Regions from separate parts of the Homo sapiens genome. Here region 1 is linked to region 2. A link is an interaction called in ENCODE POLR2A ChIA-PET data of the cell type or tissue named here. Cell type or tissue: MCF 10A. All regions are shown on one strand. Links, peaks and the distances in the headings refer to the core of each region. The heading gives the core; the rest is flanking DNA.

Region 1 (11,540 bases), core at 2,246-10,245, 210 kb after region 2:
AGGAGCTGATGCTTAAGGTTAAAACCCCGGCCGACCCCAGCAGACCTGGGCAGATCCTGACAGACCCCAGCGGACCCATTCCCCAGAGCCCAGCCTGCTGTCCCCGCTGTCTGCAAGGTTGGTCTCAAAGACTTTGCTCACAGTGCTCTTCCCTGCCCTTCATACCAGCATCTACTCCGTAGGCACTTCCATGTTTTCACGAGGCGACACTGACTTTTACAAACCAGACAGTCATCAACATGAGCCTCAGACACAGCTCTGACCCTCTTACTCCCAAATCAAAACCTTTCAGTGTTCACAGAATTAAGTGCAAACCTCTTGCGGGGCACTCAGCCCTCTCTGGCCCAGCTCCTGTCTTCCTTCAGGTTCTTGCTTTCGGCAGAGCTAACCTTTCGTCTCCCCTGCCCACCTCTCCCTCCCCAGCCCAGCATTCTGGGTTCCAGCCTCTCCTCCTTCCCTGCACAAGTTCTCTTTTGCTTCCCAATCTTTGCTCAAGCTGTTCTCTTGGCGTGGGACTGCTCCATATCAACTCCCACCTCCTCCAGGAAGCCTTCCTGGTCCCTCTGGCCATAGGGAATCTCTCCCTTCCTCCACTTTGTCCCCATCTCTTATAGCACTTCTCCCTCATCTGCAGTTTCCAGCGTCATTTGTTTATCTTGTTCCTGGGGGCAAGGGTTAAATTGCCTTTGTGTCTGCTCATTCCATAGGCCTGGCAGAGTGCTGACACATAGTAGGTGTTCAATAGATGGGTTGCCAGATTGAGCTGAAAACTTCCAGTGAAAAGAGTCTGTAGCTTATGTGTCCTGAGTCACACAGACACAGACAGCCAAGTGTCCTAATGCCCTTTGTGCCTAATTCTGGCATAAAGACACTTTCTCCTGCAGAGAAACTTCCCAGTCCCACAACTCCCCCAGCAAGTGAGCAGTGAGTTTAGAGTAAGGAAGGCTCCCGAGTAACCTTCTCCATGGTGACATCGGCCACTGGCAGGCAGGGCTTAAGGGAGGACTGAATTGGTTTCTACCAATATAGAGGCTGGTGTCTTGTCTTTTCTTCCTTTCTTCCTATTACTCTTTAAATAAAAGCAATAACTGCGCATGATATAAAAACTTGACCAGTACAGAAAGATCTAGAAAAATGATTAAAATCTCCCTGCTTTTCTCTGACCCCAATCCTCATCCCCAAAGTTTCCTATGTATCCCACCAGAAAAAAGTATGCATGTATCTACATATAAATATATATCATTTTAAACAGTTACATAGGGGAGCAAGGTATACGTACACTATTCCATATCTGGCCTTTCCCCCATTTATTTAATGATATATCTTCAGGGTCTTTTACTCTGAGTCTAGAACTTTGCCTCCTTATGTCTAATCACTGCAGACTATTCTGTTGTATGGATGGGCTGAAATTGATTTGGCCTGCTTTGACAAACTGAGAGTCATTTGGGTGGCCTCCAACTTTTGGAGTGACCGTCACGTGTGCACAGCTCGATGTTTTTTTGTCCATGTATCCATTAGGGGGCACCTAGTGGTAGAACCGCAGAATTAAAGGAAACCTGCATTAGAAATGTCAGCTGAGGCCCGGCGCGGTGGCTCACACCTGTAATCCCAGCACTTTGGGAGGCCAAGGCGGGAGGATCACTTGAGGTCAGGAGTTTGAGACCAGCCTGGCCAAGATGATAAAACTCCGACTCTACTAAAAATGCAAAAATTAGCTAGGCATGATGGCGGGCACCTGTAGTTCCAGCTACTCAGGAGGCTGAAGCAGGAGAATCGCTTCAACCTGGGAGTCAGAGGTTGCAGTGAGTCAAGACTGTGCCACTGCACTGCAGCCTGGGAGACAGAGCAAGACTCCGTCTCAAAAAAAAAAAAAAAAAAAAAAAAAAGTCAGCAGAATTGCTAGAAAGACTGTACCTGCTACTTTCCCACCAGCTGGGTAGAAGGGCACGGCTGGTTTCCCAGCAGGCACCAGTACCTGAGACACCTTTGCCCTTTGTTCAGGGTGTGCCCTTTGTGCTCTGGGGAGCTGTCCTCCTCGGCTCCCTCTCCTTTCCTCTGTCCTGCCTCAGGTTCTGTCTCTGGTCAGGTCTTCGGGCTGCCAAGCTCCCAAGTGAAAGTTGAAGCATCAGGCAAGCCTATTGTTTGGCACCCAAGATGCTTATCAGTAAATCAGTTCAAAAGTAGCCTGAGTTCAAGTGTTCTTTAAAGGTGAACCAATCAAGTTGATCTGGTGGAATTTATTCAAATTTTTGTACCCTCTTAATCTCTATGTAGAAAAGATGAAGAAGGCCCAGCATGGTGGCTCAGGCCTGTAATTCTAGCACTTTGAGAGGCCGAGGTGGGAGGATTGCTTGAGCCCAGGAGTTCGAGACTAGTCTGAGCAATATAGTGAGATCCCCATCTCTACACAAAATAATAAAATTTTAAAAAAGCAAAGAGGAATAGATGTTCATTTGAATCAACGTATACAATTTTGGTGGAAGGGCTATGTGTATCTGAGAGCGGCAAGACCAGACCAAGTGATGTAAGGCAAGCAGGTCCAGAGTCAGAGGCTCCTGCAGGCCCCACAAGGATTAGGGGCCCCTAGGACACAGGCTGTGCCTGCGTGAGCGGCCCCTGTCAGCCACCCCACCACGCCCTTTTCCCTTCCCCCACCATGCTCCAGACATGTCTGGACTTTCTTCCAGGCCTTGCTAAGGGCTCATGACCCATGCTCTGCCTCTTCCTGGACCCCTCTTTTCTGCCTTCCACACGGCCAGCTCCTTCTTACCTTCAGGTCTCAGAGAGGCCTTTCCTCCCTCTGTCCTCCTCCCCACTCTTCCAAAGGACACTCGGCCAAGTCCTTCACAGCATCATTCTGTCCTTATTCACATCTGTTTGTTTGTTTTGTTTGCTGTCTACCTTCCCCGCCATAGGGTGTCAGCGCCACGCCCTGCCTATCAGCGCAGTGCCCAGTGCACAGGGCCTCATGCGAGGAGTCACTTGGTAGATGTGGAATAAAGGCATGCATCTGGCTGGGGGGGGGGTGGCTCACGCCTGTAATCACAGCACTTTGGGAGGCTGAAGTGGGCAGATCACAAGGTCAAGAGATCGAGACCAGCCTGGCCAACATGGTGAAACCCTGTCTGTACTAAAAATACAAAAATTAGCTGGGCGTGGTGGTGCACGCCTGTAGTCCCAGCTACTCAGGAAGCTGAGACAGGAGAATCTCTTGCACCCAGGAGGCAGAGGTTGCAGTGAGCCGAGATCGTGCCACCACACTCCAGCCTGGCAACAGAGTGAGACTCCGTCTCAAAAAAAAAAAAAGGCATGCATCTATGAATGAAAAACCAAATTAGGAAAAGTGAAGGAGGAAAGAAAAAATTAAAGGAGATCTTCAGTGAAAGTAAATAAGTCCCCCGCTTCACCAGGCAGCAACAAAGAGGAGCGTCCACTTCTGGTGGAGATCAGGCTACATCAGCCACTGCCATTTCCTGACCTAGGAGCTCCTAGTCCCTCTGAGGAGGTGGATCCTCTGAGAGGGCAGTTGCTATGGAGGTGGAGCCGAGAGGTGATTCCTGGCTGCTCCCAGACTATGCCAAAGAGGCAGAGAGATGTGGTAAGTGTACAAGAATGACACAGGAGTTTATGGGAGTTCAAAGACTCTCTGACCAGTCCGAGAATAAAGCATTAGGGAAAAAGGCACTGGGGAGAAGTTGCCAGGAATTCTCAGCATCAAGCAGGAGGTTACCCACTTAATGTTTGGTATGGCGTTAGAGGCTGTCCTCAATGGGATAATCAGATAAGCATTTTTTTTTCCCGAGACAAAGTCTTGTTCTGTTGTCCAGGATAGAGTGCAATGGCATGATCTCGGTTCACTGCAATCTCTGCCTCCCGGGTTCAAGCTATTCTCCTGCCTCAGCCTCCTAGGTAGCTGGGATTACAGATGCCCGCCACCACGCCCGGCTAATTTTTGTATTTTAGTAGAGATGGTGCTTCACCATGTTGGGCAGGCTGGTCTCAAACTCCTGACCTCGTGATCTGCCCGCCTCAGCCTCTCAAAGTGCTAGGATTACAGGCGTGAGCCACCACACCTGGCCCAGATAAGCATTTTAAACACTGACACCCCTAATTGCTCTGTTACAGGACATAACAGATGTGGACTGTCATACACTAACTACTGAGAAAAATAATTTGAGCTGCCCCCAGGTGGTGCTGCCTGCCAGCCAACCATTCACTGTGGGCAGTTGCTCTCTTTGTTCAACAGAACATGCGTAACTATTTGAACATTTTACTGTGCTTTGTCCATGTTGTTTTACAAAAACAAGTGGAAAGTAGAAAAAAAGAGTAATCTCAAAAATAAGCAATATAAGTTTTCTATGCTTAATACACTTGCTTCCAAAATGGAGATCAGTGGCCAATCTTTGAGTTCAATTGAATGCTTACTGGACTTAAGTGGGTCCACTGTAGACTTAATGGCAAAGGAAAAGAACAACATATAAGAAAATGCTATAAATATGTAACTGGAATTTAAAACTATTTTGGACCTCTCAGAATCAGGGCCACTACGAGCTAAATGGTGTCTTGTGCAAATTGGGAAAAGGAATTCCTTTCTTTTCTGGATAAGTACAACTCTACATCAGGATACACATCTAGATTTCAGTCTAACCCTTGGTCAGATGCCCTTGTGTAGTGTACAGCCTTACCAACTCTACAGTGCTGCCTGGGATGGAACAACCACTTATAATGTGTAAGTCTCTAATTGCACTCTATACAGTTAATTTGATACATATTTTCATATTTACAAAAGCAGAGGACTGCCTGTGTACAGTTTTTCTGTTCACTTACTTGTAAATTAGAAGGCTTGTCTCATATTTGAGACATACCTATGCAATTTGAGAATGCAGGATCATTAACTATGAAAAACTGCCTGAAGGGCAAGACCAGGGTTCACATTCCCCTCCTTCAGCAATCCTACTGCCTTTTTAGAGCAGAAGCTGCTCTTTACCTTGTTTCCTAGTTATTTGGATGGCTTCTTCCTTCTTCTACTAGATTGTCAACTCTCTGAGGGCAAGAGCTGTTTGTCTCATTTGTCTCTTTACTTCTAGCAAACAGTACAGAAACTTGTGGGGGTTCGTTGATTTCACTTTGATAGACAATGACAAGAATTTCTGCAATAATTGTTGTTATAATGCAGAAGGGTTGATATATTTTCTCCAGGTGCTTGTACCTCTGAGCTTCTATAGCCTTCTGAGCATATGCAGCACCTGGCTAACTGATTTGCTTTTATTTTAGAGGTTGATGGGAAAACCACTCAGACACCAGGAGGTGTTATGGCTCATGGACGTTTGTTAAGTATCAGATGTTACTCAGGACTGAGTCATGCCTTTTCAAAAGGACTGCATTTGGAGACTGGCGGGTTCTAGCACTTTCAATGAATAGTGCATTTTTTTTTTTAGTGGGTTCCTTCCTATCCATGCCTGGGAGCATGGGCTGAGCTTTTGGAGTAAGCCAAATGGGATAAAGGGTCAGATGTCGGAAAAAGGAAGCACCCACAGTGGCCGTACATGTGATGGGCTTTTGGGCAGCACCACGGACCATGGAATGGAATGGCTTAGGTCCTCTTCATGAAGAAATAACTCTGGGATACACTTAGGAAAACTGCAGGACCCTTTCAGTTGGCCACACAATGGAGCTGCATCAGCTGGGTGCTGCCTCAAAGAGGAGTGAGTTGTGCTCATTTCCCGAATGTTGCAAATCTGGAAATTATCTTACGTTGGAAAAGCGATGACTGTTCCTGCACTCTCCCCCAATTTCCTGAAAACTTTGATTTTTTTAGGATATTCTGAGAAGAGTAAAAACCCACGGCTGTGGCCAGGTGTGGTGGCTCACATCCGTAATCCTAGCACTCTGGGCGAGAGAGACATCAGGTGGATCACCTTAGGTCAGAAGTTCAAGGCCAGCCTGGCCAACACGGTGAAATCTTGTCTCTACTAAAAATAAAAAAATTAGTCGGGCTTGGTGGCGCATGCCTGTAGTCCCAGCTACTCGGGAGGCTGAGGCAGGAGAATCGCTTGAATCCGGGAGGTGGAGATTGTAGTGAGCCGAGATCACGCCATTGCACTTCAGCCTGGGCGACAAGAACAAAACTCTGTCTAAAACAAACCAACCAACCCACAGCTGCTCCTTCTAAGCTATGTTTTATGCCACAGGCCCTTGGGTAATGTGTTTCCGCTTCTCCCCAGATAGAATACCACTCATTTTAGCTTAATGTCTTTGTTCTTGAAATTGTCCGTCTCACCCAATCTTCCTCCCATCTCAGAGGCAGGAATAAAGCTTACCTTGTTCAGCAAGCAGAGTACTGGCTCTTGGGTGGAGGAAATGTATTCACAATTTACAGATAAACCTCACAAAGTTGTTTCTGATCAGCAATTGCTTTGAGAGTGAATCTCTCCTCAAACTCCACCAGCAGATTGTGTTCTGTGTTGCCTTTCTCAGCAGCTTTCTGGATCCTTTTGGGCTAGGAGCAGCTCTTCTCGGGCTTCATGCTTATTTTCTGTAAAATGAGCAGGAAGTCAATGTCTCCTAAAGTCTTGCCATTTCAAAGTGTGCTCCTGGGACAAGGGGAATCTGCAGCACTCTGAAACTTGCAAGAAACGCAAAAAAAAAAAAAAAAAAAAAAAAAAAAAATTCAGGCATTGCACCAGGACTTCAGAATCTGTGTCCCCAGGTGATTGGCTTGTACATGGAAGGTCGAGAAGAGCTACTCTGAAGTCCCTTATTGCTATAAAGCTTTATGATTCTTTGGGAAGGTATCCTGTAGCAACAGCCAAAACACATTGAGTCCTTAACTCTGTGCCAGGGATTCTTACATGAGCTCATCTCATCCTCAGCACAAGCCCAAGGCAGGGGTAATCATGATTCATATTTTACAGGCGAGAAAGCTGACACTTGGCTCAGAGAAACTGGCTTCCTTGGCAAAGGTCACCCAGCTAATTGGGTACAGAGCTCGATCCACCCTCAGGTCAGCCTGACTTCAACCTCCCCTCTATGTGGTGTTGCCTCAGGGGTCCAAGGCAAGGTTTTGAGGAGGAATTGACCTGTGAACTTTGTATTGTCAGATGATGAGTTTGCCAGGTTGTAAGTGGGAGAGAGTCATTCCAGAGGAGAAAAGAACCAGCGAGTGGCCCAGAGGAAGGAGAAAGCTGGGCAAGTCCAGAAGGTGGTCTGAGATTTAGTTTTAACAAAATGAATGTTAATTTGGTATGAGCTTGTTTCTGTTGAGCACAGGGTGGGAGGAGGGAGAGATAGTCAGGTTACCGAAATTACCAGCAAGTTTAGATGAAATCTAATGACATTTTAATGTGTTTTCTGAAGATACTGTCTATTGAACTGAAATATATCACACCAGTGAAGTATGCTCATTGTTCTGGAGAAAGATCATTCTTGCGGATTGACTTTGATTTTTGTAATTTTGCTGCCAATATGTAAAAAAGGTCAACTTCACCCTTGCTACTTAAAGCAACTCCAAGTCAATAGAGCCTAGAAGTCTCTCTTTGGAAGGATGGATGTTACCAAGGAATTGTATAGTTGAAATTCTTCTTGCACTTGCCAGGTTCTGAAGTTGTCCTCAGGGGATCCCCATTTCACTGGGGAAAGGATCAAAGAGTCATATAGAGAGGCCAGAAGTAATTTCCTAACATAGTAGAGCCCTGGTAAAACCCTCAAAGTCAAATCTCAGAGCCATCTATTGGAGTGAACATTCTTTTTTTTTTTTTTTAATTATTATTATACTTTAAGTTCTGGGATACATGTGCAGAACATGTAGGTTTGTTAGATAGGCATACACGTGCCATGGTGGTTTGCTGCACCCATCAACCCGTCATCTACATTAAGTATTCCTCCTAAAGCTATCCCTCTCCTAGCTCCCCACTCCCCAACAGGCCCCAGTGTGTGATGTTCCCCTCCCTGTGTCCATGTGTTCTCAGTGTTCAACTCCCACTTATGAGTGAGAACATGCAGTGTTTGGTTTTCTGTTCATGTGTTAATTTGCTGGGAGTGATGGTTTTCAGCTTCATCCATGTCCCTGCAAAGGACACGACCTCATCCTTTTTATGGCTGAATAGTATTCCATGGTGTATATGTGCCACATTTTCCTTATCCAGTCTATCATTGATGGGCATTTGGGTTGGTTCCAAGTCTTTGCTATTGTGAACAGTGCTGCAGTAAACATACATGTACATATGTCTTTATAGTAGAATGACTTATAATCCTTTGGGTACATACCCAGTAATGGGATTGCTGGGTCAAATGGCATTTCTGGTTCTAGATCCTTGAGGAATTGCCACACTGCCTTTCACAATGGTTGAACTAATTTATACTCCCACCAACAGTGTAACAGCATTCCTATTTCTCCATATCCTCTCCAGCATCTGATGTTTCCTGACTTTTTAATGATTGCCATTCTAATGGGCGTGAGATGGTATCTCATTGTGGTTTTGATTTGCATTTCTCTAACGACCAGTGATGATGAGCTTTTTTTCATATGTTAGCTGGCCGCATAAATGTCTTCTTTTGAGAAGTGTGTTATATCCTTTGCCCACTTTTTGATGGGGTTGTTTGTTTTTTTTCTTGTAAATTTGTTTAAGTTCTTCATAGATTCTGGATATTAACCCTTTGTCAGATGGGTAGATTGCAAAAATTTTCTCCCATTCTGTAGTTTGCCTGTTCACTCTGATGATACTTTCTTTTGCTGTGCAGAAGCTGTTTAGTTTAATTGGATCCCATTTGTAAATTTTGGCTTTTGTTGCCATTGCTTTTGGTGTGTTAGTCATGAAGATTTTGTCAATGCCTATGTCCTGAATGTAATTGCCTAAGTTTTCTTCTAGGGTTTTTATGGTGTTAGGTCTAACATTTAAGTCTTTAATCCATCTTGAATTTATTTTTGTATAAGGTGTAAGGAAGGGGTCCAGTTTCAGTTTTCTGCATATGGCTAGCCAGTTTTCCCAACACTATTTATTAAATAGGGAATCCTTTCCCCATTGCTTGTTTTTGTCAGGTTTGTCAAAGATCAGATGGTTGTAGATGTGTGGTGTTATTTCTGAGGCCTCTCTTCTGTTCCATTGGTCTATATATCTGTTTTGGTACCAGTACCATGCTGTTTTGGTTACTGTAGCTTTGTAGTATAGTTTGAAGTCAGGTAGCGTGATGCCTCCACCTTTGTTCTTTTTCCTTAGGATTGTCTTGGCTATATGGGCTCTTTTTTGGTTCTATATGAAATTTAAAGTACTTTTTTTCTAATTCTGTGAAGAAAGTCAGTGGTAGCTTGATGGGGATAGCATTGAATCTATAAATTACTTTGGGCAGTATGGCCATTTTCATGACATTGATTCTTCCTATCCATGAGCATGGAATGTTTTTCCATTTGTTTGTTTCCTCTCTTATTTCCTTGAGCAGTGGTTTGTAGTTCTCCTTGAAGAGGTCCTTCACATCCCCTGTAAATTGTATTCCTAGATATTTCATTCTCTTTGTAGCAATTGTGAATGGGAGTTCTGGAGTGAACATTCTTTTTTTTTTTTTTTAATTTTTTTTTTATTTTTATTGATCATTCTTGGGTGTTTCTCACAGAGGGGGATTTGGCAGGGTCATAGGACAATAGTGGAGGGAAGGTCAGCAGATAAACAAGTGAACAAAGGTCTCTGGTTTTCCTAGGCAGAGGACCCTGTGTGTTTGTGTCCCTGGGTACTTGAGATTAGGGAGTGGTGATGACTCTTAACGAGCATGCTGCCTTCAAGCATCTGTTTAACAAAGCACATCTTGCACCACCCTTAATCCATTTAACCCTGAGTGGACACAGCACATGTTTCAGAGAGCACCGGGTTGGGGGTAAGGTCATAGATCAACAGCATCCCAAGGCAGAAGAATTTTTCTTAGTACAGAACAAAATGGAGTCTCCTATGTCTACTTCTTTCTACACAAACACAGCAACAATCTGATTTCTCTATCTTTTCCCCACATTTCCCCCTTTCCTATTCGACAAAACCGCCATCGTCATCATGGCCCATTCTCAATGAGCTGTTGGGTACACCTCCCAGATGGGGTGGCAGCTGGGCAGAGGGGCTCCTCACTTCCCAGAAGGGGTGGCCAGGCAGAGGCGCCCCCCACCTCCCGGACGGGGGGGCTGGCCGGGCAGGGGCTGCCTGGAGTGAACATTCTTTAAGCCCATCTTTAAAGAGTTTGTTAGAGGTCCTCACTCAGGGATGAATCACTTGGATAGAAACATGAGAAAGAAAAGAAAACCTATACATCACTCTCTATAACTTGGATTTTCCTCTTCTGAGGGGGTATCTGAATCATCTAGGAAGAATTGAACTATAAGGAACACAACCTGCAAAGAAAGGTGGCCTAAACCATGAGGACAGGTACCAAGTAGCCCTGAGTTAGGGCAGCTCCAAGGCTTGCCAATTGGGTGGATTTTCAATGACATTTTGAACTTGGGCTCTTCCCAGTCTGTCTTCTTCAGCCTGTTGGTTTGTCCTCTTGCTGGCCCCCTCATGGTCCCAAGATGGCGGCAACAGTTCCAAAAGTCTACTGGAATGATAAAAGGAAGAATCATCTCATGGATCTCTTTCAAAGAGGAGGGAAGCCTTTCCAGAAAGCCCCTCAGCTGACTCCTCACATCTCATTGGCTGTAACTGTGTTATATGCTCTCTCTTCAACCAATTGCCAGCAAGCTACACTTGGCTTGGATTGGTTAAGATTTTTTCCCTATAGTTGAAGAGGGCACCTTCCCTGGTGCTTGTCCAGGCTAGGCAGAGGGTAAAATCCTGAAGAAAATCAAGGTTCTACCAGCAGCAAAGAATGGATTTGGGTAGACAACCAATAAGAGCTGCCATTAACAATCACTTATTAAGGCCTGGCATGGTGGCTCACACCTGTAATCCTAACACTTTGGGAGGCTGAGGTGGGTGGACTGCCTGAGCTCAGGAGTTCAAGACCAACCTGGGCAACATGGTGAAACCCTGTCTCTACTAAAAATGCAAAAAATTAGCTGGGCGTGGTGGCACGCCTGTAGTCCCAGCCACTCGGGAGACTGAGGCACGAGAATCTCTTGAACCTGGGAAGCAGAGGTTGCAGTGAGCCAAGATTGCACCACTGCACTCCAGCCTGGGCAACAGAGTGAGACTGTCTCAAAAACAAAACAAACAAACAAAAAAACCAATCACGTTAAAAATAACAAAACATTTCTTCAACTTCTGAAGTCAAGGAGTGTAATATTCAACTATTATATAGAAATGCTGCGTAACAGCCACAACAATTTCAGCGGCATAAAACAATAATAGCCATTGATTGAGCTCATCTGTCTGTGGGTCAGCTGGAGGTAGTCTAAAGTAGACTAGGCCTGGCTGGACATGGCTCAGCTCCACCTGACTCTTATCCTTCTCCTGCAACCACAGACTGGTTTGGGCATGTTCTTCTCGCCAAGACGGTTGAGGTACAAAAGCCCAGGCCCGGAGTGTAGGTCTGTTCCAAGCCTCTTCTTGCATCATGTCTGCCAACAT
Region 2 (11,266 bases), core at 1,690-9,689:
CAATTCAAGATGAGATTTGGGTGGGGACACAGTCAAACCATATCAACTACTCAGAAATAAAAAGGAACAGACTATAGATACTGAAGGTTAAAAACATTATGCTCCGTGCAAGAAGCCAAACACAGAATACTACATATTATCTGATTACACTTGTAGAAAAGGCAGCACTGTAGAGACAGAAAGCATATCATCGGCTGCCTGGGCTATGGGTGGGTGGATAGGGAGGACTGCCTGCAAATAGGCATGAGGAAACTTCTGGGGGTGATGGAATGTTCTAAAACTAGGTGGTGGTGATGGCTACACAACTATATAATTTTTTGTTTGTTTGTTTCTGTTTTTAGGCAGGGTCTGGCTCTGTTGCCCAGGCTGGAGTGCAATGGTGTGATCTTAGCTCACTGCAACCTCTGCCTCCCTGGCTCAAGTCATCCTTCCACCTCAGACTCCCAAGTAACTGGGACTACAGGTGCACTACCATGCCTGACTAATTTTTGAATTTTTTGTAGAGATGGGGTTTCACCACATTGTCCAGGCTAGTCTTGAACTTCTGAGCTCAAGCAGTCCACCCGCCTCAGCCTCCCAAAGTGCTGGTATTACAGATGTGAGCCACTGTGCCCTGCCAAAGCTGTATATAGTCCAATTATAATGGGTACATTTTATAGTAATATAAATTATACCTCAATAAGGTTGTTAAAAGTGTTCACACTAACATTGTTCCTAATTGCCCCAAACTGGAAATAGCTCAAATATTCATCAGCAGAATGGATAAATACACTGTGGTATGTCTGTTCAACAGAACCCATGAGCAGTATTAATAAGCAAGTAATAAGCAGTCCTCCCACCTCAGCCTACTGAGTAGCTGGGACCACAGGTGCACACCACCAAGCCTGGCTAATTTTTTTGTGTTTTTGTGTAGAGATGGGGTTTTACCACATTGCCCAGGCTGGGCTCAAACAACCCACCAGCCTCCACCTCCCAAAGTGCTGGGACTACAGGCATGAGCCATCATGCCCAGCCAAATCCCTTAATAATAATAATAATAATAATAATAATTATTATTATTATTATTATTATTTTTTGAGACGGAGTCTTGCTCTGTTGCCCAAGGTGGAGTGCAGTGGTGCGATCTCGGCTCACTGCAAGCTCCACCTCCCGGGTTCACGCCATTCTCCTACCTCAGCCTCCCGAGTAGCTGGGACTACAGGCGCCCGCCATCACGCCTGGCTAATTTTTTGTATTTTTAGTAGAGATGGGGTTTCACCGTGTTAGCCAGGATGGTCTCGATCTCCTGACCTCATGGTCTGCCCGCCTCGGCCTCCCAAAGTGCTGGGATTACAGGTGTGAGCCACCACGCCCAGCCATCCCTTTATTATCACGGATATTGCTGATGACATTTCACAGCTGACTGGGCTCTGCAGTTGAGAATTACTGAGAATCGCTGCTCCAGGCTCGAATCCATCACCTTCGGTGATGTTTGTTTGGGCTTCTCCATCCAGGCAGACACTAGTCACCACTTAGGGTGGGTTTGAGGAGTTTCATCCTTCCTTTTGGTGTTGGTGGGAGATTATCAGGGAAGTGGAGCTCAGGGACCCCCAGCGAGGACCCTTGCATCTTTGTGAGGTCGAGCATGGTGTGGTGGGAGGAGGGAGTCCAGGAAAACCATCAGGATGTGCTGATGATAAGCACTGGGGAATTCTCAGTGTGAAAGGAGAAACACTGAACATGGCTTGGCTTGTGGAGAGGAGATGCTGTTTGGCGTCCTTCTGAGATCTGCTCACCCTTTATGCCTAACGGCCTTGCTGGACCACAGCATGGATGCTTACGAGTTACTGTGTGTCAAATTTAGGCTCACTTTTGCCTAAACTTGTGTATTTCCTGGGGTGGTAATTTGACCTTTTCATCTGTTGACAAGCTTAAAAAGTTGCAGGAACTTTGCCCTCATGGTGGGCATCTCATGATCATAATGAAGTTATAAATTAAAGTCAAAATTAAGAAGTTAAACTCCACACATACACACAACCTAATAGGAAATACATGTAAATATTTACCTCATCTCTGAATTAGGAGGGCCTTTCAAAGCATTTAGATGATGGCTGATATCCCAAAGGGAAAAGTATCTGACAATATGAAAAAAAAAAAAAAAAAAAGTGGGTGGGTGTGGTGGCTTACACCTGTAATCCCAGCACTTTGAGAGGCCGAAGCGAGGGGATTGCTTGAGTCATGAGTTTGAGACCAGCCTGGGCAACATAGTAAAACCTTGTGTCTACTAAAAATGCAAAAGACAAATAACCCAAAAACCACCACCAACAACAACAAAAAAAACCTAAATAAAAGGTATAAAACATTAACAACAAAATGCTAAAAAGCAACAACAAACAACTATTTATGGCAAACATTTTCCCCTAACAAATATGCATGGCAAATATTTTCCAAAATATATTTGTCATATATACAAGAACACAGGGTTACTAGCTTTAATGTTGATATTGCTATGTACATAAAACACAAACTGATTAGAAAATTATTAACACAAAAATAGAAAAGTGGGCAAAAAATGTGAACAAATGATCATAGATAAAATAAAAATGATTTGTAAATATACGAGAAAAAGGTTACCTACTGTAATAACCAAAGAAAGGCAAATTAATATACTCTTTTACCTATCAAATGATTTTTAAAAATCTATCAGATTTTGAAGAATTTGATGAAGTGGATACTTTCCTGTACTTACGTTTTTGGAGAGCTATTTAGCATTATCTATTAACAACCTCAAATATTCATTTCCTATTGGATCAATGATTCGACTTCTAGGAATCTAAGGCGATAACCCCGAATGCAGTCAGAAATTCAGTAAAAATAGTTATTGCAGGGTGGTTTTAGCACAGAATTGAAAACAACTTATGCCCACGTAAGAAGTTAAATGATGCTAAAACACATGATAAACTATCACATGGTCAATTAAAGTTAGACTTTCTATTAATTTTTTATTTTTTTTTATTTTTGAAACGGAGTCTCACTCTGTCGCCCAGCCTGGAGTGCAGTGGCACGATGTCAGCTCACTGCAACCTTCGCCTCCTGGGTTCGAGCAGTTCTCTCGCTCAGCCTCCTGAGTAGCTGGGATTACAGGCATCTGCCACCACGCTCGGCTAATTTTTGTACTTTTAGTAGAGACGGGGTTTCACCATCTTTGCCAAGCTGGTCTCGAACTCCTGACCTCGTGATCCACCTGCCTCGGCCTCCCAAAGTGCTGGGATTACAGGTGTGAGCCATCGCGCCTGGCCTCTATTAATTTTTCATGACACAGGTGAATGCTTATGATATACATCTGTAACTATGGTATAATTCCAAAATACTATTGTTATTATTTTAGAGACAGGGTCTTGCTCTTGTTGCCCAGGCTAGAGTACAGTGGCATGATCATAGCTCATTGCAGCCTTAAACTCCTAGGCTCAAGTGATCCTCCTGCTTTGGCCTCCCAAAGTGCTTTGGGAGGCCAAAGCAGGAGGATCACATCGAGCTACTGTGCCTGGCCTAATTCCAAAATATTAACAATGGTTCTCCCTGGACTGTGGGGTTATAGAAGATCCCTGATCTTCCTCCCCAACCCTTCTTCTAGTGTAGTGGTCAAGAGCTAGGCCTTGGGGTCAAACCCAACTCCATCTTCAAAGCCAGTGGAGGCTGGTTGAGTCTTTCTCACTCTTCATCTCTAACACAGACCCTCCTGCCTCCTTGCTTGCTTATAAGGACCCTTGTGATTACATTGGGCTTTCCTGGATAATCCAGGATCATCTCCCTATTTTAAGATCAGCTGGCTAGCAACCTTAATCCAGCTTTAATTCCCCTTTACCATGTAAGGTAACGTACTCACAGGTTTGGATGGCCGTTATTCTGCTTACCACACTAGCTGTGTGACCTGGGGGAAGTCATTTCCCCGAACGTGTTTCTTCATCTGTGACATGGTCTCTCAACCCCAGCACCATTGGCGTTTTGGGTTGGGTCATTCTTGGTTGTGGGCTGTGCTGTGCACTGTAGGATGTTTAGCAGCATCCTTGGCCTTTCTCCATTAGATCCCAGTAGTAACCGCCCTGCCCCCCACAGTGTGGCCACCAAACACATCTTCAGATTTTACCACATGTCCCTTGGAGGCAAAGTCACCCCTGTTTAAGAACGGATCTATGAAGTAGCTATTGTTCTCAACTCCTGCTGTAGTTGTACAGAAGATCAGACAAGATGGTGTATGGAAAAGGTCTAACATAGAGACAGTGCATAGCAAGGTGCCCCCAAATGACATCTCCCTGTATTTCACTTTTCTGAATGCACATACTGTTATAGTCATTAAAACTAAAGTTATGGTCGGGCGCGGTGGCTCACGCCTGTAATCCCAGCATGTTGGGAGGCTGAGGCAGGTGGGTCACTTGAAGTCAGGAGTTTAAGACCAGCCTGGACAACATGGTGAAACCTCATCTCTACTAAAAATACAAAAATTAGCCACACGTGGTGGCGCACGCCTGTAGTCCCAGCTACTCGGGAGGCTGAGGCAGGAAAATTGCTCGAACCCGGTGGGTGGAGGTTGAAGTGAGCCGAGATCACGCCAATGCACTCCAGCCTGGGTAACAGAGTGAAACTCCATTTCAAAAAAGGGAAAAAAGATAAAAACAACCCCAAAATTAAAGTTATTAAAAATCAACTCTTAGTAGTTGGGTGGTAGGCTTGAAGAGTGAATACCGCCAAAGGCAGCCAGGTGTGGTGGTACGTGCCTGTAGTCCTAGCTACTTGGAGGCTGAGGCAGGAGGATCACTTGAGCCTCAGAGTTTGAGGCCATCCTGGGCAACATAATGAGACCTTGTCTCTCTAAAAAAGAAAAAAGAAAAGAAAAGAAAAGAAAAAAATGTCCTCAAAGGCAAAGGGTGCCTTTTCATTGAGAACACTAAAAATAAATTTTAATTATTCAAATAGTGGATTAATTCCTATTATAAAAAATTCAGGCCGGGCATGGTGGCTCACGCCTGTAATCCCAGCATTTTGGGAGGCTGAGGCGGGTGGATCACGAGGTCAGGAGATTGAGACCATCCTGGCTAACATGGTGAAACCCCGTCTCTACTAAAAATACAAAAAATTAGCTGGGCGCAGTGGCAGGTGCCTGTAGTCCCAGCTACTCGGAGGCTGAGGAAGGAGAATGGTGTCAACCCGGGAGGCGGAGCTTGCAGTGAGCCGAGATCGCGCCACTGCACTCCAGACGGGGAGAGAGAGCGAGACTCTGTCTCAAAAAAAAAAAAAAATAATAATAATAATTCAAACATTATAGACAAGGATAATATTTTCCTTTATCTCCTTGACTCCCACTCTCTATCATTACCTCCCCGGAGGTGACCCTGGAGTGTTAGTGTCACGAAGGCAGAGACTTCACTTGTACTTTTTCATCACTTTATCTCCAGAGGCAAGAGTAGTGCCAGGCACACAGTAAAATGAATGGGTTTAGTGAGTATTCTTCAGTTCTTAAAAAAAAAGTTTGCTATATAAATCTCAGCGATTGTTATCATAATCCAGTTCCATATGGTCTGGATATAATAGCCATATTTACTATGCCATATGTTCAAGTTACTTAACCTCACAAAAGCTTAAATGGATAACAATACTACTGCATGGCGTGGTTGTGAGGAATTCCAGGCTTTTTGCCATGCATTTATACATGAACACACGCACATGCATACACACGCACACACACACACACTTTTTAATTTAGTATATCTGTGATTCCATACATTCTGCAGTTTGCTTTTATCATTTACTATGTCCTAGAGTCTTTCCAAGTCAGTATATATACTGCCACCTCATTCTTTTTTCTGCTATGAGGATGAATCATGGTTTACTTAAGAGATGATAACAAACTCTCTGGCCTCTCCTCCCGGGATCTGGCAGGAGCTCAGAAAACGAATCTCTTGCTAAATCTCTGTCTGGTTGAGTAAGGTGCTCTGCAGGCTGGAGGAGCCTGTTGATATTTTAGTTTTCATCAGCTGTGCAAATCTGTGAGTCTTTTTGGTTTGAGTGCGTCAGTCTTGTCTGGAAATCTACACTGGGACTATTTTTAGCCTGTTAGGCCAGGGGATCTGCCGCTCTGTGGTCCAGTTGGTCATCTGCAGGTGCAGTCTCCAGCAAACGATCACAAGCTCTTTAAGATGTGCCTGGGCTTGGGGGGACCTGTCTCGCGGGCTTTTGTGGAACCTTCAATTCCTGGATTGTAAAGCAGGGCTGCAGGTCTCCTGGGATGAGCTCCAGCCAAGAGGTAAGGGACTGGAGGGAGATTCTTGGGTCCTTTCCCAATTCTGCCCAGACTGTCTCTAAGGTGATGCATGGACACTGATGGGACATTTGCAGTCTGGACTCAGCCTCTGCCTCAGCTCCACGGAAGCTGCAAACATTCACACCTCTGTGCCTTTGCACAAGCCTCTTCCTCTGCCAGGAATACCCTTCCCTTCTTTTTTTTGAGACAGAGTCCCACTCTGTTGCCCAGGCTGGAGTGCAGTGGTGCGATCTCAGCTCACTGCAACCTCGCCTCCCAGGTTCAAGTGATTCTCATGCCTCAGGTTCCTGAGTAGCTGGGATTACAGGCACCCTTCCTCCTTTTTGGCCTTCGAGGCTCAGCTCAAGTGTCCCCTTTTCAGGAAAGCTTCCTCCTTTCCCATGCAGCAGAGCTGGTCACTTTGTCCTCCAAGACCCCAGGGACTTTGTACTTGCTACCTCCTGGCCACAAGGCAGGACAGACCGCTGCCACCTGTCTGTTCCCTTCACTGATGGGGGCTTCTGGAAAGAGGGACCCTCAGTGCTCTCCTGGTGCCTGGTACATCATGGGACTTTGCAAATATCTGTTGGGTGACAGAAGCTCAGTGACTGCAGAATAATGTGATGAGTGCCACTGGAGAAGGAGCTGAGATCATGTGATCGGGAAACAAGGGCTGTTTTCAAGGGGCCACGCCTAGCTGGCTCTGCTCAGGATGTGTCTCATCATCCTCAAAGTGGTCTTTACAGGCTGGAAAGAGAAACCCAGTGTCAGAGACATGAATTTAACTCAGCTGAAGTCTCTCTCAAATTTCTAGAAAAAGATTAGCGGAAGATGCTAATTATTACACTGGTGCAAAAGTAATTGCGGTTTTTGCCATTACTTTTCTTGGCAAAAACCGCAATTACTTGTGCACCAACCTAATATTTCAGTGATAGTAGTTATGCATGTATCTAAAAGACAAAGCACCTTGAAGCACTCTCTGTGTTGAAAGTCATGTTGGATGAACAGAATAATGGTCCCCTTTCTACGAATCTGACCCTCAGAAGCCCAGCCATCTAGGAAGAGGCTGAGAAGTTGGGCGTGAGTAAAAGGCTTTGGGTAACTCTCTCCGTGTTCTACTGAGTAGTTTTGCTATACAGGAGAGTCAGCTCCTTTCTAGGAACCCATTAAATCTTTACATACATTTGTAACATTTTCTTTGATGACTCATGGTCAGCTCAGGCCATTGAGTTGGTGGTGATAGAGGAGGTGGTGTTAGACATACACTCGGCTACTTCTACGGATAGTACTGTGGGATGGCAGAGTGTAGTAATTTGGTAATGTCAATTCTGAGTTATTGGGAACATGTTAAATTTCATTTACTCTGTTTAAAAAGGCAGGAAGTGCCTAATACATTTAGTTTAGAAAATGATTAGCACACCTGACTGGGCGCGGTGGCTCATGCCTATAATCCTAGCACTTTGGGAGGCCAAGGTGGGCGGATCACCTGAGACCAGGAGTTTGAGACCAGCCTGGCCAACATGGCGAAACCCCGTCTCTACTAAAAATACAAAAATTAGCCAGGCATGGTGGCATACGCCTGTAGTCCCAGCTACTTGGGAGGCTGAGACATGAGAATTGCTTGAGCCTGGGAGGCAGAGGTTGCAGTGAGCCAAGATTGTGCCACTGCAATCCAGCCTGGGTGACAGAGTAAGACTCTGTTAAAAAAAAAAAAAAAGAAAAAAAAAAGAAAAGAAAATGACGAGCACACTAGTTGGTGTTTTGGGTGTCTATGATGTGGTTACATTCACTTAGGTGGTATCTCTCCTTTCTCAGCACCACTAGGTAAATAATAAAAACAGTGGGTAGCCAGGCATCGGTGGTGCATGCCTGTAGTCCCAGCTTCTTGGGAGGCTTACATGGGAGGATCACTTGAGCCCAGGAGTTGGAGACCAGCATAACATAGCAAGATCCTGTTTCTTTTCCTTTTTTGGGGGTCAGGGGGACAGAGTCTTCCTCTGTTGCCCACACTGGAGTGCAATGGCACCATCTCAGCTCACTGCAACCTCTGCCTCCTGGGTTCATGCAATTCTCCTGCCTCAGCCTCCCAAGTAGCTGGGATTACAGATGTGCGCCACCACACCCAGCTAATTTTTGTATTTTTAATAGAGACGGGGTTTCACCATGTTGGCCAGGCTGGTCTCAAATTCCCGACCTCAAGTGATCCACCCGCCTCGGCTTCCCAAAGTGCTGGGATTACAGGTGTGAGCCACCACACCTGGCCTAGCAAGACCCTGTTTCAAAAACAGCAAACAAAAAACCCATAAGTAACCCACCTAGCAGTGTGCTAAGAGCTCTCCTCTGGCTCCTCATTTAAATTCCAGTTATCCAGGGAGGAAGGTATCATGAGTAATCCCATTTTATAGATGTGGAGGCTGAGGCTAAGACAGGGAATGCAACACACCCAGGGTCACACAGCCAGCAAGAACTTGATGGGAATTGGAACCCAGGCTAGCAGATTCCAAAGCTGGTGCCCTTCACCCATCAGCTCTCTTGACTGCTAAGGTTTTCCTCTCTTGTTTCTGCAGACTGCAGCCTGGTGGGTGTGTCTGCAGCCTGGGGTGTGTCTGCAGCCTGGTGGGTGTCTCCAGCTGTCCTTTAACTTCTCCATTTCCCTCAGTTCCCTGGGAAGGTTCAGGGTGGTGGGCTTGCCTTTCAGGATGCCTTTCATCGTCAGGGCCCCTGTGTCCACTGCTGTGACATTTGGTGAGGAACAGCTCCCTTCCTGGAGCCAAAGAGCATTCATTGTCTGGCCACAGGAAAAGCACGCCACATGTCCCCTGACGACCTGAAGATGAATCCTGACTGCCTGGACATGCCTGGGCGGGTGTACCCATGGCCTGTGGTTGAACCAGCCACACCTTGTCTCTTGGCCAGAGGTAATGTCCAGGCTCATCTCTCTGTGTAGTAACTGGACCCAGCTGGAGGGTGGGAGGTGATAGCTCCTGGGAAGTCCGGTCCGGGGTCCTGGCCAGGGAGTCACAGTGGCTGCTCTGCAGGCTGCCCTGAGGCTGAGGGCTGTGAGTCCTGGGATCTGCTGGGGAAGTCCAAGGCATATCGCACCAGCTGCCCCTAGCTGCTGCCTGCAGCTGGAGGCCACAGGCCCCCCATGTTGAAGAAGTGTCACCTTCAAAGGGAGGTCACCATGCAGCAGCATCATGGCTGGAAAGGACCAGAGTGAGTGAGAGCCAGCATCGCTGTTTCTGATCCACCAGTGACCTGCTACACAGAAATGGCAAGTTATTTCTCTCCTCTGGATCTCAGATTTCTCACCCTTAAATAAAAGGGCACGCAGTGGCATGGAACCACGCTGACACCTATCACTGTTAAACGAGGCCAGGACACAGTCTGATCTCCATCTCCACTTTTTGTTGTTGTTAAATGAAACGGTACGTATCTTTGCTTCTATATATTTTGTGTAAAAAATATGGGGATATATAAGAAAATGTATGTAAAAGTGTAGAAGGATATATATGAAATTGCTAACAGTGGTCTTCTCCAGGTGGTAGAATTATGGGTAGCTTTTTTGCATAGTTATAGGTCTACTTTTTTTTTTTTTTTTTTTGAGATGGAGTCTCACTCTGTCACTCAGGCTAGAGTGCAGTAGCGCGATCTCAGCTCACTGCAACCTCCACCTCCCAGGTTCAAGTGATTCTCCTGCCTCAGCCTCCAAAGTAGCTGGGATTACAGGCACGTGCCGCCACACCCAGCTAATTTTTGTATTTTTAGTAGAGATGCGGTTTCACCATGTTGACCAGGCCGGTCTCAAACTCCTGACCTCAGGTGATCCACCTGCCTTGGCCTCCCAAAGTGCTGGGATTACAGGCGTGAGCCACCGTGCCCGGCCTGTTTACTTATTTTTTTAAAATACAAAAAATTTGAAAGCAGGATGTTGGGTTCTAAATCCTGAGCTCTGTCTTATCCTTGCTGCTGCCTTCACCCTGAAAGCCCGGCAATGACTGCCTCCTTTGCCTCTAGAGACTGCAGCCAGCTCACCTCAGGCACTGGGTTCTCCTGCCAGAATGGTCTCAGTAGCTGCACCTGCCGGTTTGGCCTCCTTCTTCCTAATGATTGCAGCATTGCACACCTGAACATGCTTTCAGCTAGGATTTGGTGGTGCCAATCTCCATTTTTAAATAGACTAACTAGAAGTCAGTATGCTATCTGCTTCCTCATCTGTCATCATTGCACCCTGCCCCACCCCCAGAATCAAGTGGCAGACAGGCCAGGAGGGGTGAGAGGTGGAGCAGACGTGGCCCGGGAGTGGGGCTCTGTGGCTCGCTCTGCTTGCTTCTCCCTCTCCAGCCATTCTCTAGGATCACTCCTGTCCCATGCGTGTTTGCTCTGCCTCCTCACTGTCCCCTAGTAGATTGCGTTGAGCCATTGAGGCCAGCTCACGTGCCATCTCAAGCCTTCAGTGGTTGAAGCAGCCTTCGTGTATTCCTTCTCTGGGTCTGTCTGCACAACGCCTCCCTCATGCCCCAGGCTCCTGGTAGGGTTGTTGGTCACAGCTCTGCTCCTGCCACAGGTGGGCAGATGATACAGACTGATCAGTTTGAATATCCTGTCTCCCTGGTCACAAAGATTGGTTCAGGCATGGGCATGTGACAAGTCAGACCCTTTCCTGGGAGTGGTGTTATGAGAGAGACAGATGATCATTTTGCTGTCACTACTCATGTGGGATATGATGAGTCTGTGACTGCAGTGGTCATCTTTCCCCCACAGGAAGAGCATCTCCCTGCAGAAGTAAACCACGCACAGAGCCCTAATGACATCATTGCTTCAGCCCCTGGATCCAGCCAGGCCTGAAGCAGGATAACCCTGGACTTCCCAGTGAGGTGAGCCAGTAAGTGTCCTGTTTGTTTGAGCTGATTTGATTTGGGATTCTGTTCCTTGAATCTGAAGGAGACTTGAGTGGCACAACTTCCTTGACTCCCCACAGTCCTCTTC

The links. ChIA-PET counts read pairs that join two places held together with the same protein. Peaks named below come from ENCODE experiments on the same cell type or tissue, not always from the same donor. Only the 100,000 strongest peaks of a DNase experiment are listed, where the experiment ranks them.
Region 1: POLR2A ChIA-PET joins it to region 2 with 13 read pairs; 3 of 35 experiments call an interaction of 5 or more read pairs at or near these places.

The regions. Positions count from the first base shown.
Region 1 is chr10:118,793,771-118,805,310 of GRCh38, reverse strand. The region is part of intron 3 of LINC03036 (long intergenic non-protein coding RNA 3036); the gene reads left to right. Among named protein-coding and RNA genes, the nearest start is that of CACUL1, 45 kb to the right of the region's middle. RefSeq lists an enhancer at 9,487-10,042. In MCF 10A, for the core only: a CTCF peak has its summit at 4,194; DNase peaks (open chromatin) are centred at 4,200, 5,350 and 6,860.
Region 2 is chr10:119,001,724-119,012,989 of GRCh38, reverse strand. The region is part of intron 2 of LINC03036 (long intergenic non-protein coding RNA 3036); the gene reads left to right. Among named protein-coding and RNA genes, the nearest start is that of LINC03036, 22 kb to the left of the region's middle. In MCF 10A, for the core only: no CTCF peak of the experiment used is centred there; DNase peaks (open chromatin) are centred at 5,929, 7,469 and 9,149.